Linked DNA regions of Homo sapiens: region 2 is linked to region 1. A link is a loop called in an ENCODE intact Hi-C map of the cell type or tissue named here. Cell type or tissue: PC-3. All regions are shown on one strand.

Evidence for each region. A loop is a pair of places that touch in the nucleus more often than their neighbours do. Peaks named below come from ENCODE experiments on the same cell type or tissue, not always from the same donor. Only the 100,000 strongest peaks of a DNase experiment are listed, where the experiment ranks them.
Region 2: it touches region 1 in a loop (15-fold over the local background); 3 of 110 quality-filtered maps call a loop at or near these places.

What each region holds. Positions count from the first base shown.
Region 1 is chr18:31,006,859-31,014,858 of GRCh38, reverse strand. DSC3 (desmocollin 3) reads left to right here. Exons shown (of 16, transcript NM_001941.5): 10 at 6,334-6,590; 11 at 6,701-6,843; 12 at 7,728-7,952. Among named protein-coding and RNA genes, the nearest start is that of DSC3, 32 kb to the left of the region's middle. In PC-3, no CTCF peak of the experiment used is centred here; a DNase peak (open chromatin) is centred at 3,238; H3K27ac peaks cover 613 bases.
Region 2 is chr18:31,237,649-31,245,648 of GRCh38, reverse strand. All of the region lies in intron 1 of LOC105372049 (a long non-coding RNA gene), which reads right to left. Among named protein-coding and RNA genes, the nearest start is that of DSG1, 77 kb to the left of the region's middle. In PC-3, a CTCF peak has its summit at 3,486; a DNase peak (open chromatin) is centred at 3,628; H3K4me3 peaks cover 332 bases; H3K27ac peaks cover 2,990 bases.

The DNA.
Region 1 (8,000 bases):
TCCACCCCGGAACACAAACCTGGTCTATTTTGTTCCCAAATTAATTATCTTTCCATTACTGCATGCCATACCTCATTAAGCCCACAAGGCAGTTTGTATTCAATATGTCACAGAATATATTACATCTGCAGCCCCTTGTCATGAAATCTAATTATATTCTCAAATTCATACTTCATGTTAAACACAAATTAACAATAATGGCTAACATTTATTATTTACTAAATGCCAGACACTTTGCCAAGTGCTTAACCTATAGTATCTCATTTAATTGTTTTAAATGTCAATAGATTCTTTATTACATTTATTTATTAATAAGGCCAGTAATTTTCAAATTTTCAGTAAGCAGTCCATTAGTTCAAAGTTCAAAAGAAACAAAAATTCAAAGTTCAAAAGAAACAAAAAACATGGTGTAAAACGTCTCACTTTTACTTGGTCTGTCAGCCACTCAGCTCTGCTTGGAAGAATTAATACATGCCACCTGTTTCCTGTGTATTATTCAAAAGGTATTTTATATATACACAAACATGTTTAAGTAATCTTATCATGTTTCTTTTTTAAAAACAAATACATTTTACTTCAATTAACATATCTCTTGAGTTCATTATATATACATTGGAAATATTTCATGGTATGGTATGGACATACCATATTTTTTTAACCAGTTCCATATCTATGGAAGTTTAGACCACACCTATGGATATTCTGTATTCCTTATTCTGTGCTTTTCTTCATTCAACAACTTTTCCCTGAAGTCATTACATATTAGTATGTAAACAGTTTTGCCATTTTTTACAGCTATCTATTTTAGACATTACAGTAAAATATCCATCATATGAATGTAAATTATTATTTAACTAGTTCATTATAAATGGAAATTTAGGCCATATCAATGGAAATTCTAATTTTTTTATTATTTCAAAATATACTACAATGAATATACTACAATGTAAATGTAGGATAAATTTCTAGAAATGGAATTGCTTAGTCAAGGACATGGCTATTTTTTTCTGTGGTTGCTTTATTGCCTGATTGTCCTCCAGAAAGGTTGTGCATGTTGACATGCTCATCAGAAATGTACACACATGCCTGTTGTAAAATAATTGCCAACTATATTATCAAGTTTTGATATTTATCGGTTGAATAGCAAAAAAATGGTGTTTCAGTGTAGCTGAGCATTCCTTTTATATGAAGACGCCATTGAATATATTTTATATCTTCAAGCTCACTAGTCCTGTCTTTTAGCCAGCTTTCTATGTTTTGCTCTTCTTATCTATTAACTATTTATTTATAAGAGTTTTACGGAAGGAAATATTTTTGCAAATATTTTTACCAATTTTTATTGTTTTATAAGTTTGCTTGTGTTGGTTTTTGACCTCCAGGATTTGTTTTGTTGGCAGGGCTTGCTTGGTCACAATTTATCAGAGGCTTCTGTGGTTGTGAGATTTGTGTCATTATCATGGTATTGACATTATGAAAGCATTTTATCTGAAATTCTTCTACATTATTATTGTTTAATTATCTATCCAGTTAAATTTTTGATCTGTATGAAATTTATCCTAGAACAATTGTGATATGAATCAAATTTTAGTTTTTGTATCTGTTCCAATTCATGTTTTGACATATTTTCTTTGTCATAAAATAAGATACATGTATATTTGAGTTTGTTATTGACATTCTCTTTTGTACCGTTAATTTATTGTTTATTAATTAGCATCTATATGCTGCTGTATTATTGCTAGCTATTTAAGAATATCAAATGTATAATATGCATTTTAGTATTTGCAGTGTTCCATGCCACTCTTACCTAGTGATCTTCCTTTGTGGATTTTTTTCTTATGAATATCTTCCTTGTTTGTTCTTCCATGTGAACTTTCAAATCAGCTCCTAAGTTTAAAAATATCTCTTTTGATGTTTTTACAATTATATTAATTTCATAGAAAGAGTAGGAGAGAATTAGCATTTTTCTCCTAAGTCATAGCCAAGATTGTAATTTCATTTTTTTCAGCTGTTTTGTCTAATTTCTGTCTAGGATTTACATCCATATCCACAAAAAGGATTTACCATAGTTTTTCCTTTTCTATAATTGCTATTAAGTTTTTACTATCAATTTTATGCTTGCTTCATAAAACTAATTTATTTCCTTCTTTTTTTCCATCTCTGAAACAGTGTCCCACAAAACTTCCCAAAAAACATTGAATTAAAAGATTTATTTATCTTTCCAAAACAAGCCCATGTGGTTGTTATTCTAATTCTTCTCATTTCCAGATGAGTAGACTGAATCAAAGAGAAATAACATGCTGCAGTCCATACAGCTAGGATAGGTGATTTGTACCCCACAGTCAGGTGTTGAATGTCCAGACTATCTAGGAGAGATAACTCTGTTCATACAGCCAAGATACAAACCCAGATCTCTCTGGTGGGGAGCTCTTATTCATAATCCCTGAGCTGTTCTCCTTCTGGCTTGGTATCCTTGCTTCTCTTATGTCGCCTCTTTTCCATACTTGAGTTACTTAGCTTGATAAAGCCATTACTTCATTTGCACAAGAGGATCTTCTCTTCTTGCAACCTTAATTCATTTCTACTTTTGGGAGTTTACTTTTTAAATTATATTTTTCTTCTGACATTACTAGCTCCTTTGCTAATCGTACCTCCTCTTTTCCTTTGAGTCATTCATAGTCTGCTAACATTTTGATTAATAAAATTTGCTTTTGCCATGTTGTGTTATCCTTTTCATATTTTATCCAAACCCTTAGAAAAGCTGAATTATTATCACAGGGCTCCTTTGATAGCCATGCTAGTCTTTGAAAGTATCTTATTCTTTTCCTTGGGAAAGAGTTGTGATTGTGTGGTTAAATCATGTCTTTAAGTACTTTTTTTTTTTTTTTTTTTGGAGATGGAGTACTTTTAAGTACTTTTTTTTTTTTTTTCTTTTTTTTGGAATTTGCTGTCGCAATTCTCCTGCCTCAGCCTCCCAAGCAGCTGGGACTACAGGCGCATGCCTCCATGCCCGGCTAATTTTTTGTATTTTAGTAGAGATGGGGTTTCACCGTGTTGCCCAGGCTGGTCTCGAACTCCTGAGCTCAGGCAATCCGCCCGCCTTGGCCTCCCAAAGTGCTAGGATTACAGACGTGAGCCACCGTGCCTGGCATCTTTAAGTACTTTTTAATCTCAGTGAGTCATCTTTTATTTGAAAATCAAACACTGTATAATCATGGTGTTCAAAATCCATGTTTCTGTCATGTAGGCTATGTACCTAATGATGACTAACCTTTTGAGTACTGATTAAAGAATGACATCACTATGTTGTTAACTCTAAAGGAATCCTCCTCTTCCAATGCCCTGGTTCTTCCTTGCTAGTCAGAATTATATCCAGGGAAAGAGTGCATGTTATTCATTCCTTTATACCTCAAAGAGTTAAGTAATCAGTAGGCCAAACCAAGAATTGCTCTGGTATACTTTTAGCTGAATAAAGCTTGCAAACATTGTCTTACTAGTTAGCGTCTCCTTTTATTGCAATATATTGGCTGTTAACAAAAACATACAGCATTTATTCCCTTCATTCGCCTCTGTGACAGCTTGAGAGATTACTCAGAATTTAGTGTAAAGCCTTATTTTATGCTGTAGTGTTAAATGTCATTCTTACAACAATTTCACAGAAGAGAAGAGTTAAAGAGACTAAATAACTTTCCCAATGCCACACAGCTAGGATGTAGTGTAGACAGAATTTGAACCTAGCTCTTTGACTCTAACTATACGCTGTCAAGCACTATGTTAAATTGTTTTCCACAGCTGTGTGATCTTGGAAAGTTGGCCTCTGTGTTATCTGTAAAATGGGAACAATACTTCTTTCTGCCTCCCTAATAGCTCTTCAAATATAATATTGAACGTAACAGCACTTGGTAAACTGTGGGATATTATTATTTTATTTTAAAAAGTTATGCTATGTCCTTGAGACTAGTGTTATAATGTTCCAAAATAGATAACTTTTCTGTAACCACAAAGCATGAGTGATACAGGCTTTTGCTGTGTTCTGGGTAAACTCATTCCACCTCAGTGGCTTCTGTCCATTGGAGCAGCAGCAGTGACGCATATGGGCTTGAGTGAGGATAGTATTATTCTTGGTCCTTCTCAACATGGAGAGTCCTCAGCTCCATTTCCACAACTATACATTTTCTAGGGAGTTGTTAACATCTCAGTGCAGATGTGGGATATTTTTAAGCACTTTTTTTAAGTGGCGAAACAAAAACGTACCCTGAGGTGGAAGAGAATTTACAGGCTTTCCTATTAATTAATGAGATTAACTAATCCCATTAATCTTTAGGATTTCATCTCACCAGATTTTTAATTTTGGAGAGTTTTAAGCTACTAAAACAATATCCATCTTAAGCCTCGAAAAATGGGACAAAGAAACTCCAAGGCTTCAGCGAGTGTTTCTGGATTGAATAGTTGCACCTCCTCCAGTGCAGCAGCTGTTCTCTAAATTTCCATCCATTTCTCATTGCCAGCAGTTGCTCTTACTCTCTGTGTGATCACACCAGCACATGAAATGTGTGAAACAGTATTCATCAGCATCAAACGAACAGATATTAATATTTTTTTCCTTGACTCTCCAGTTTGTGGGATATACATACAAAATAAAAAAAGGTTTTACATATGTTTTGTAGATTCTAAGATTCAGAAACTTTCTTGACTTTTTAGTGGACTCGTGATACTAATGTCTTACTCTGTTAATACCTAGGTGTGGAGAAAGATTTAAAATAATTTTATTCACCAGTTTTGATTTTGTTCAATGTTTAGCCAGTGATTGTTTTGATAAGCAGAAAGAGAAATTGAAGAAAAAGTGCTTCAACTTTATAGTACAGTGTAACATAATGTTTTATGGGTTTTACTTGATTTGTTATCTAAAACTGAATTTTAGTCAAAGATTGATTTGGAAATTTTTTAGAGATCAGTGAGCCAATTAAGCAGCACACGATAGCAGAGGGATTATAGCGTAGGCTAAGGAAATGGACTCAGGTCAGACTACCTGGCTTCAAATTCAAGCTCAAATGATTATCTTTTGGTCTTAAAAAAAAATCAGTTTATCTCCTTTTCCCGTTTTCTGCTCTGTAAAATGAGGATGAGGTCAATAATACTTACTTCATAATGTCATGAGGATTTAGTGAGTTTATTTTCACTGTTAGAGTAGTGCCTTAGATTCAATGATAATTAAAATCAATCACATAGTATTTCCCTTACTCCTCTGTGTATCCACTGTGAATGTTTCATTGGATAAATTATAGACAATGCCAAAGTATAATTCTCAAGTTTTCAAAAATGTAATTTTCATAAAAACAGGTAGTGGGCATGGATGGATAAAGGTTTTAACTCATTCATGAAGGAACCAGCAAAAAGACAAGTTGATTCCTAAGAAGAAATGAGACTCTGGATGGATTTTGATAAAAGAAAAGCAGCAATTAGATGGCTCAGTTAGATGCCTTAGAGGGCAATTAAAACACACATTTGGGGCCGGGCATGGTGGTTCACGCCTGTAATCCCAGCATTTAGGGATGCCAAGGGAGGTGGATCACCTGAGTTCAGGAGTTCGAGACCAGCCTAAGATGGCAGAACCCCATCTTTACTAAAGAAAAAAATACAAAAATTAGCTGATTATGGTGGCACGTGCCTGTAGTCCCAGCTACATGGGAGGCTGAGGCAGGAGAATCGCTTGAACCAAAGAGGCAGAGGTTGCAGTAAGCCAAGATTGCGCCACTGCTCTCCAGCCTGGGTGACAGAATGAGGCAAGACTCTGTCTCAAAAATAAAATAAAAGAAAATAAAATACTGGAGATATCTTTTCTATGAGACAGAAAATGAAATCATTGCACCTTTTGGTTTTGTGAAAGTCAACATCAAACTTTACAAGAGTTATAAAATGCCTGGGCCATAGTCAGTAGTAACTGATAAGCCAAATAAAGGCAACTTCCCATACTCAGATGACCGTTAGCCCAGCCTGTTAGACAGTGCTCCAAGCAGGACCATAAGAATACTGTCATCTGTTTGCATTACTTTTTGAATCAGAGTAATTTTCCTTAGTAAGAGTGAAATATGAAAATATTTCCGGAATTTCGTTTGTCCAACTCTATGAAACTACCTGCAGAAGTTGTTGGACCATTCTTGGTAGAGGCTTAGCACGGGATCCACTCTCTGTTTAGCAAGGGATAAAAGTCAGTATTAACAACATGTGAACATAGAATTTATGCAGCACTGGTCAGGATGACAAATGTTCACTTGCCATTTGAAATGCCAGATGTATTTTACACTGACACTGATATACATGGACTTTATTTTAAAGCCACTGAATTATGAAGAAAACCGTCAAGTGAACCTGGAAATTGGAGTAAACAATGAAGCGCCATTTGCTAGAGATATTCCCAGAGTGACAGCCTTGAACAGAGCCTTGGTTACAGTTCATGTGAGGGATCTGGATGAGGGGCCTGAATGCACTCCTGCAGCCCAATATGTGCGGATTAAAGAAAACTTAGCAGTGGGGTCAAAGATCAACGGCTATAAGGCATATGACCCCGAAAATAGAAATGGCAATGGTTTAAGGTAAAAATAAATCTATAACCACATACTAATAATGTATTTGTAATCATTGAGATAGTAACTTATTTGAAAACATTTTCTGATGCTAAAGACTATTTTTTTTTTATTAACAGGTACAAAAAATTGCATGATCCTAAAGGTTGGATCACCATTGATGAAATTTCAGGGTCAATCATAACTTCCAAAATCCTGGATAGGGAGGTTGAAACTCCCAAAAATGAGTTGTATAATATTACAGTCCTGGCAATAGACAAAGGTAAAAAAAAAGTTTTAATCTGGTATTCTATAAAGGAATTAGAGAATAAAATGTAATTATTCTTATGCAGATTTATTTTGGTGGTAAGTGTATGGAATTCTTTGAAATTACTTTAAAGACTCTTTCTGTCTCTCTTAATTATCTAACAAGGTGAAACTGTTTGGTGACAAGAAGCCGTGTTTTATTTATCTTTATATCCCCAATAGGGCAGGACCTTAAATTCTTATGTATTTCTATGCTAGAGGACAAAAATAAAACTGAAATCTAAAACTAGATAAAATGGTCTCATCAGACTCTTCCACATCCGTTTGTGTCACTTTAAATTGAGCTTTTATATAGTTCAGCTGCATATTAGGTCAAAATGATCCTTTTCTTGAATTCTGTTCCTTAAAGTAACCTAGAGTTTTTCAACCTTGTCTTCACATTAAAATAAAAATATTAATCTGTAGATACTTTGTTAGACTAACTGAATCAGAATATCCGGTTGTGGAGCCTAGGAATCTTATATTTTAAAAAAATCTTCCTAGTGGTTTGAATATATACTGGGATTAGAAATCTTATCTGTAACCACTTTACTGCTTACTAACATGTGGCACCTGGAACCCCCAAAAATAGAGATTGAAATTCAGACATTTATTTTTATTTGGTAGTAATTCTGGTAAAAGATTTATTGACAGTTGTATCTGATATTATCAGTAGCAATAGTCATTTCAAATTAGCTGCAGATTCTATTTATCTGTCTATGTTCTTATTTATTTATCATTTCCTTTAATAATCAGTTTATTTAAAAACAGATCATGTATAGAATATAATTGACTTTTTATTCTTTAAGAAACTATGAAAGAATTTTAAAATAACACTAAACCTTATTCCTGTCTCCTTAGATGATAGATCATGTACTGGAACACTTGCTGTGAACATTGAAGATGTAAATGATAATCCACCAGAAATACTTCAAGAATATGTAGTCATTTGCAAACCAAAAATGGGGTATACCGACATTTTAGCTGTTGATCCTGATGAACCTGTCCATGGAGCTCCATTTTATTTCAGTTTGCCCAATACTTCTCCAGAAATCAGTAGACTGTGGAGCCTCACCAAAGTTAATGGTATTTAATAAAAAATAATGATTTATAAACTCTGAAATAACAGAATAA
Region 2 (8,000 bases), 230 kb before region 1:
CCAATGCAATACATTTGTCAGACTGCTAAGGGAAGGACAGCTTGCATTACAGACTTCTTTTTGTATCATAAAAACAAAATATAAGCAGTGCTTCACATCTGAATGTGGGAAGTTAAAGATTATTTTATTTCATCATTTTGTTTTTGCTTTTCTGTATTTTCAAAATTTCTTCCATAGCGTATATATATTTTCTATCAGACATAAAATAAAATAGTGTTTACTTTTCAAATGTGGTAATTTCATCAATAAAGATAAAACACTGAAGCCAGTGTTTTGACTCCATTAACATAGACTTCTTTTTAAAAATGTGCAGTAGGTGAGCTCTTATTTTGACATTCATTCAAGCCCTTCCCGATTAGCCCATAGTTCATTTCACTTCAAACATTTCTTCTTTGTGTTTGCAGTTGAAATATTCTCTTAACAGCTCAGAAGGCTGCAGAAAATGCTATGCTTCATCAGGCAAAATGGATTAAAAAGGGAGTGTGCTCAACGCTGGCAGTGAAGGATGTCATTGTCTGACAAACTACACAGCAATTTGAGATTCAGCAGTTTCCTTTCCATTTAAGAAAGCTGCATTGTAAACAAGAAGCTAAATCATGAAGAGATGCAAGATTTGTCTAGGAAATTAAACGTATGTTAGAGACACTGACCAAGACTCGTTTTTGTTGGTGTAAAGGACTCTACTGTGAGATGGGCTGTTATTCAAAAGGTTCCACTTTCGAGTTGTTTTTCTCTGGGTACTACTGCCTCCCCAGCCTCTACAGACTCTAACCCTGCCAGGCAGATTGTTTATGGTGTTGGTCTTCGGGAGTGTGGTGCCTGGGCCTGTTTGTCAGTACCGATTCTTATTGCCCTCTATTTTTCTTCAGGTCTGACAGAATACTTCAGCAGCAGACTAGCCAAGAGCTGGTGCAGGACCACAAAGCTCAGGACACTAACTCCTTTCTCCATTGGGACGGCCTTCTCAGGAGGTTATTCTGATCACCCCTAGTTCCAGTTCTTTTCTATCATTGGGTCAGTTTCTGATGTGTTCAGATTCTGATAAATGTCCCAAGTGCAGCACACACAAAAAGACCAGGGGCTGCCAAGCATTCTAAATGTGCAGGTCTTTGAACCTTGGGGAGCATTTCAATATCCAAATTATTTCTTATTTGATCTTCACAAAACTTTCCCTGTGAGACGAATGTGATCCCCAGGTTACAGAGACAGCCAGATAAAGCACTGAACCCACATCTTCGGACTCCATTTTAGTGAAAACGGAGTTCTTTTTTTGTTTTGTTTTGCTTCTTTGTTTTCCAGGGTGACCTTAGGAAGTCACATTCCTCAAAGGCCAAAACAAACAGACAAAAAGCAAACCTACACAGAAAACAAATGCAGGAAGGAAAAGAGGAAAAAGGCCCTTTCTGATAAATGGCAAATTTAAAGTGCTGATAATAGGAAGATACATTTAAATTGAAAATACATTTGCCATAGCTTCTAGAAGCAATCTTGGAAAGCTTTCCTGTACCCTGAAAACACCTACTTTGCATGACCAATCTCCTCCATGTGGGGAGAGTACGCAGAAGTCATTTGCCAAGGAAGCTGCTGCACCTCACCACTGTGGAGGAAGCATGACCTTTACTATTTCTGCCGTATGATTGGGTGACTACAGTACTGCTCCTAGCATGAAAGCTGGCTCTGTTTTATGGGATTCCCACTGTCCTGCCCTACTTGGGCCGGCGTACAGTGTTAAAGATAACAAATGACCCCATCTGCTGTTTCTGACCATGCTGTATGTGTCAAGTTTAAGTAAGGAAGTCTTACCTCGTGTCCTGTCTGGGCAAGCACAATGACCCGTCTGTAGTACGCGTACCTCCCTGAGATCAAAGACCAAGTCCAGTTTCCAATTTGCTAGACTCCATTGGAAGGTTATTTATCTCAATCCATGAGTTTTAACACTTCGGGCTTTTCAAATGAATTCAAGTTAGAAGGTATTTTAGAAGTCAAATCAGTCTAAGAGCTTATCGGCTAAGGACAGTATGAAAATCAGGAAACCTTTGAGTGGTTTTCAAAATGAATTTCTTACAGTCTCACACTTAGAGACAACTAAAATATAAATTATTTATATGTAAATTGTTCATTCCCCTAGCAGTACCAGTGTTTTCAAGGGAACTGTTGTGAAGACACTAGAGCTTTCAGGGTTCTGGTTTACATCCCTGTAAAATCTGTAGAGCATTGAAAACCTGTTATTTGTAAAACACTCCACAGTTGATTCTGATAATCAAGTCCTCTTTTCAAGAAAGTCTGTTGATTTCTATTTAGAGAAAAAGGAGAAATTAAAAATAAAGCCAACAAACAGCCAGGACCGTCTTAGGGGATTTAACTCTTTATCTCTTTCCCCTGTTGTATGGTCTGCACAGCAGTTAATACTTTCTGAAATCACCTTGCTTTTTACTTGTTCCTTCCCACCCCCTCACCCATTGTATACACTCCATGAAAGCAGAAACATTGTCTCTTTTACTTTGCGCTAAAGTTTGTTGAATGAAAAAAAAAAAAAGACTTCAGAAAGCACCTCTATCCAGCATAGCTTTCATACCTTAAAAGACATAAATCCCTGTACATTTAAGTGATTTACAAATTTTCCAAAACCACAATAAATGAATGAATCAGGATAAGAACCTGGGTCTCTGTGCAGCTCAAGTGTTTGTTATTGTGTGCTAGTTAGTTTCAGGTGGTCACCTGCTCAAGTCCATTTGTCTAGATAGTATTAATTGATTGCCAATAAGTCAGGCACCTCATTAGGTGTTGTGATAAATACAAAAAGTACAATAACACTCTTCTTGCCTCAAAGAATTTATTATCTAGTAAGTACAATAAAACCTGTCCACTGAAACTACTCCCCCAAATCATTCCTCCTCCTACGTGAATAAAATCACTGAATCTTTGGCATGTTCACCAAAGACACAGCAATTAGGCACTCATATTTTGGCAAAGAGTCAAGTGTATTGTACAGTCTATAAAAATCCACTACCAAATTAATTCACCTGTGTGCCCTTTACCCAAGATATTGGTACATGTCACTATGGGAACATGGTTAGAGAGCTCTTTTGATGGAATTGCTGGATGTGACTTCTTCTAGGTATCTACACTTGACCATCTTTTGTCACAGAATTTGCTAATCCCCAAATAGCCACCTTGAGGAGGGGAAAAGAGGGGAACTAGTGCAAACAATAAATTAAGTTTTTATTTCTAAGTGCTTACCCAAGGCCTGAATCTTTCTAATGACTTCAGGAATATACTTGTTAATACAGGGCAGGCAAAAATTTCATGTTGTCAGCAAAACTTTGATGGTATCAAAATAAATATGAGTCATGTAATTTCAGCTTTTGAAGGTGGGGTCTGAGAAACTAGAAAAGATTTCCTGACTGGCAGATAGTGAGACAGCAACAGCCCCCTGGGAATGGAGAATCCCGCATCTCCACCTCCATCCAGTGCAATTGCAGAGACCACCGCCAGGGTGCCTAAGGCTGGTGCATTGAAACAAAGGAGATTCTTTTTCCCTGTCAATATTCTGAAGCTGCATGAAACAAACACCTCTTTTGTGACTCCTGCAGTCTCAGACAGATCAAAGCTTTCAAAAGGAGGTGTTGCTGGACAGTTTCATTGCTCAAGGCTAATGATTCACCTAAGAATCCACCCAGGAAAGTTGCTAAGCTGGTTTGCTGGCTGTTTGGTGAAGACTTTTAAAGAGATATTGCCACATTTGAAGACAGAATTTTACTTTACATAAAAATTATACATACAGAGGACGGCGAAAAGACAATTTATATTCTGATAAAGTAAATGGGATTTCTTTTAATTTTCATCCTTAAAAACTATATTTAAAAATGAACTGAAGAACATGATATAACTTTTCCTCAAACATCCCATTCAAAAGGTAGATTTAAAGTTTCTCTGTATGTGGTGCTATTAAACTCTGAATAAATGCAGATAAGTTGGAAATATGCCATTTGTTACTGTGGGAAAATCATGACAAAATATTACTCAATAAAGCCCTGTTTGGAGACTGTACACACAGGTGTGGGCACATGCACACCATCAACAACCTTCCTTATACTGTAAAAACCAAAGCATATGCATGCTTGATTTCTTAAGTATTATTCTTACTTGAATATAATTTGCTTAGACAAAAAAAGAGCTAAGAAGTAAATCCTTTTACAACCATCATTTCACATGGTTTTCTGGGAACTTTCATTTGGCAGGAATTCTGTGCCTTCATGTATCTTTTACCTAAATCTTAAAAGGAGAGGTGTAATTGAAAAAATACACCCAGCTATTCGGGAGGCTGAGGTGGGAAGATCACTTGAGCTCGAGGATTTGAGGCTGCAGTGAGCTAGGATCATGCCACTGCACTCCAGCCTGAGCAACATAGTAAGACCATGTCTTTTACAAATAAAAATAAGTAAAGAAAACAGAAAACAAGTAAATTAAAATTTTGACATGATTTTTAAAGGCTCTTGGCTTAGCCCCTCTCCAACAGGATTGGATTGGATGCTTACTTTACTTGTTTCCACAGCTTGTGGTGCCTTTATCTGTAACAAGGGCCACAGCATGGTGCCTGAAGCAGGAAGTGATCCAGCCAATGGTTTGTTGCATGGATTGCTAACTACCTCTAAAGCTATTTTCTTTATAGCATGTGTTTTATGAATATCCATACTACCAAATAATAGCTGTAAAGCCTATGGTAGAGTGAAGTAGAATAATCTGGGTGATCTAATAATGACGTCAACACTTGACACTAAAACACTACCATTTGAGCCAAGTGTCATGGCTCTTGTCTGTAATTCCAGCACTTTGGGAGGCTGAGGTGAGCGGATCGCTTGAGTTCAGTTTAAGACCAGCCTGGGCAATGGTGAGACCCTGTCCCTACAAAAAATAAAAAAATTAGCCAAGCATGGTGGGGCACACCTATTGTCCTAGCTACTCAGGAGGCTGAGGCAGGAGGATGACTTGAGCCCAGGAGGTCTAGGCTGCAGTGAGCCATGATGGCACCACTGCATTACAGCTGGGGCGATGGAGTGAGATCCTGTCTCAAAACAACAACCACAACCAAAAAAACAAACACAAAACCCCTAAGCACTACCAATTTGAGATTGAGGTGTGCAAGCAAATTCCTTCTTTAGTATGTTTAAATATTGTCGTAGACTCAAGTTAAAAGATAAATGGCATGTATTTGTAATCCAGAGTGTCCAGGCACTATACTTTGCATAAATATGGTCATATTTAATTGTTGCAACAAACCTCCGAGGTGTCATTCCTACCATTCTACAGAGATGAAGAAACTGAGACTTAGAGAAACCTCCTAGTTAGTAAATGGGAGAAAAGACGGGATTCAAATTTGAGTCTGTCTGACTTTAAAGGCAGTGCACTTTACATATAGCTAGTAGCATTTTTAGTTATTCATATCTTAGTGTGAATTATTTCATTCACACCTTAGTATGAATTATTTTATTGAGACCTATTTTCTGCTGGATACAGATGCTCCTCAGTTTGCAGTGGGGTTATGTTCCAATAAACCCATCCTAAGTTGAAAATGCATTGACTATAACTGGCCTGCTGAACATCATATCTTAACCTCATCTACCTTAAACATGCTCAGAACACTTAATTGGCCTACAGTTGGGCAAAAATCACCTAACACAAAGCCTATTTTATAATAGAGTGTTGAAAATCTTATGTGATTAATGAATATTGTACTGAAAGTGAAAAACAAAATTTTTGTATGGATACTTGAAGTACAGTTTCTACAGAATGCATATTGCTTTCTGTCATCTTAACACTGAAAAAACCTAAGTCAAAACATTCTAAGTCAGAGACTGTATGATGTATCAATCTCCCTGAGAAAAGGGAGTTTTGAAGAAAAGAAAAAAGAGTGGACAATTTTAAAGAAGAAGGTAAGAGTAGAAATCTGGGCCACCATAATGATGCTTTGCAAACACAGCATGAGGTTTCAAGGTGCTGAATGCATTTATGTTATGTTGAAGTTAAGCGGGGCATCTTGTGAGAAAGAAAGAAAACACGAGGGAAAAAAGGATGGTAAAGGCTTTTTCTTAGAATTTGGATATATTTGGTTTTAGTAATCACTGGTCATTAGAGAAATGCAAATCAAAACCACGATGAGATACCATCTCATGCCAGTCAGAATGGCGATTATTAAAAAGTCAGGAAAAAAACAGATGCTGGCAAGGCTGTGGAGAAATAGGAATGCTTCTACACTGTTGGTGGGAGTGTAAATTAGTTTAACCATTGTGGAAGACAGTGTGGCGATTCATCAAGCATCTAGAACTAGAAATACCATTTGACCCAGCAATCCCATTACTGGGTATGTACCCAAAGGATTGTGAATCATTCTACTATAAAGACACATGTACACGTGTGTTTACTGCGGCACTATTTACAATAGCAAAGACTCGGAACCAGCCCAAATGCCCATCAATGACAGACTGGATAAAGAAACTGTGGCACATATACACCATGGAATGCTATGTAGCCATAAAAAAGAATGAGTTCATGTCCTTTGCAGGGACATGGATGAAGCTGGAAACCATCATTCTCAGCAAACTAACACAGGAACAGAAAACCAAACACCACATGTTGTCACTCGTAAGTGGGAGCTGAACAATGAGAACACATGGACATAGGGAGGGGAACATCGCACACTGGGGCCTACTGGGGGGCCTGTTGGATTGGGGGTTGAGGGGCGGGAGAGCATTAAGACAAATACTTAATGCATGCGGGACTTAAAACCTAGATGACGGGTTAATAGGTGCAGCAAACCACCATGGCACATGTGTACCTATGTAACAAACCTGCATGTTCTGCACATGTATCCCAGAACTTAAAGTAAAATAAAAATAAAAATAATGTAAAATGGAGCAGTACACCTTTAAGTTATGAAGTGATACTGAATGCATCCTTATTTGGGAAATTATTTCTAGTTTATATTGGTTAACTTAAGCAACTATATCTTTGCTTATTTAAAATTCATTTTATCTGATTTTTCATGTTTCCATGAGAATATAAATGATGATTAAGAAGAGTATGAATGGAAAAAATGTCAAGCTTGGGACAGAGGACTAGAATTTTCTCTACAAAGACAAATACAGCCCCACTTCTTCAACACCAGTAACTTGGGTTCTGGGAATGAGAAAGGCAGGCTCACCTACTCTTTCAGCAGGCTCATGGGGTATAACATAATGCTTTGGTTCCTTTCATGCTCATCTCTTTATGAAAAAGCAGTTGTAAATGCCTACCATTACCCAGTAAGTGCTTTGCTTCTGAAGAACAATTCATAATATAGTAACTAAATATAGATGCCTAATGTTAACAAATTCCACTCCTTTCCTATGACTATTAGTCTGTCTTTCGCTAAGGATTCCAAAGTGTTGCATAGGTCTCAATAATGGACGTCCTTGAAGGCAGCCTATCAATGGTTAAGAACACCAACTCTGGAAAGAGAGCCTGCCTGGGTTCAAATAAGCCTCTACCACTTACTGGTTGTATGACTTCAAGAAAGCTACTCAGTGTAGCCAAGTCTCAAGTACCTCATCTGAAATGTGAAGTAATAATTTTATCTAACTCATAAGATTGTTGTGAAGACCAAAGTCCTCTTTGGTCCTCCTTGAGCCTGGCTGGGCACGATGGCTCACACCTATAATCCCAGCACTTTGTAAGGCTGAGGCAGGAGGATCACTTGAGCCCAGGAGTTTGTGACCAGCCTGGACAACATAGCGAGACCTCATCTCTAAAAAAATTTTTTTTTTTTTGAGATGGAGTCTCACCCTGTCGCCCAGGCTGGAGTGCAGTGGCACGATCTTGGCTCACTGCAACTTCCACCTCCCGGGTTCAAGCTATTCTCCTGTCTCAGCCTCCCGAGTAGCTGGGATTACAGGTGTGCACCTCCACACCCAGCTAATTTTTGTATTTTTAGTAGGGACGGGGTTTCACCATGTTGGCTACGC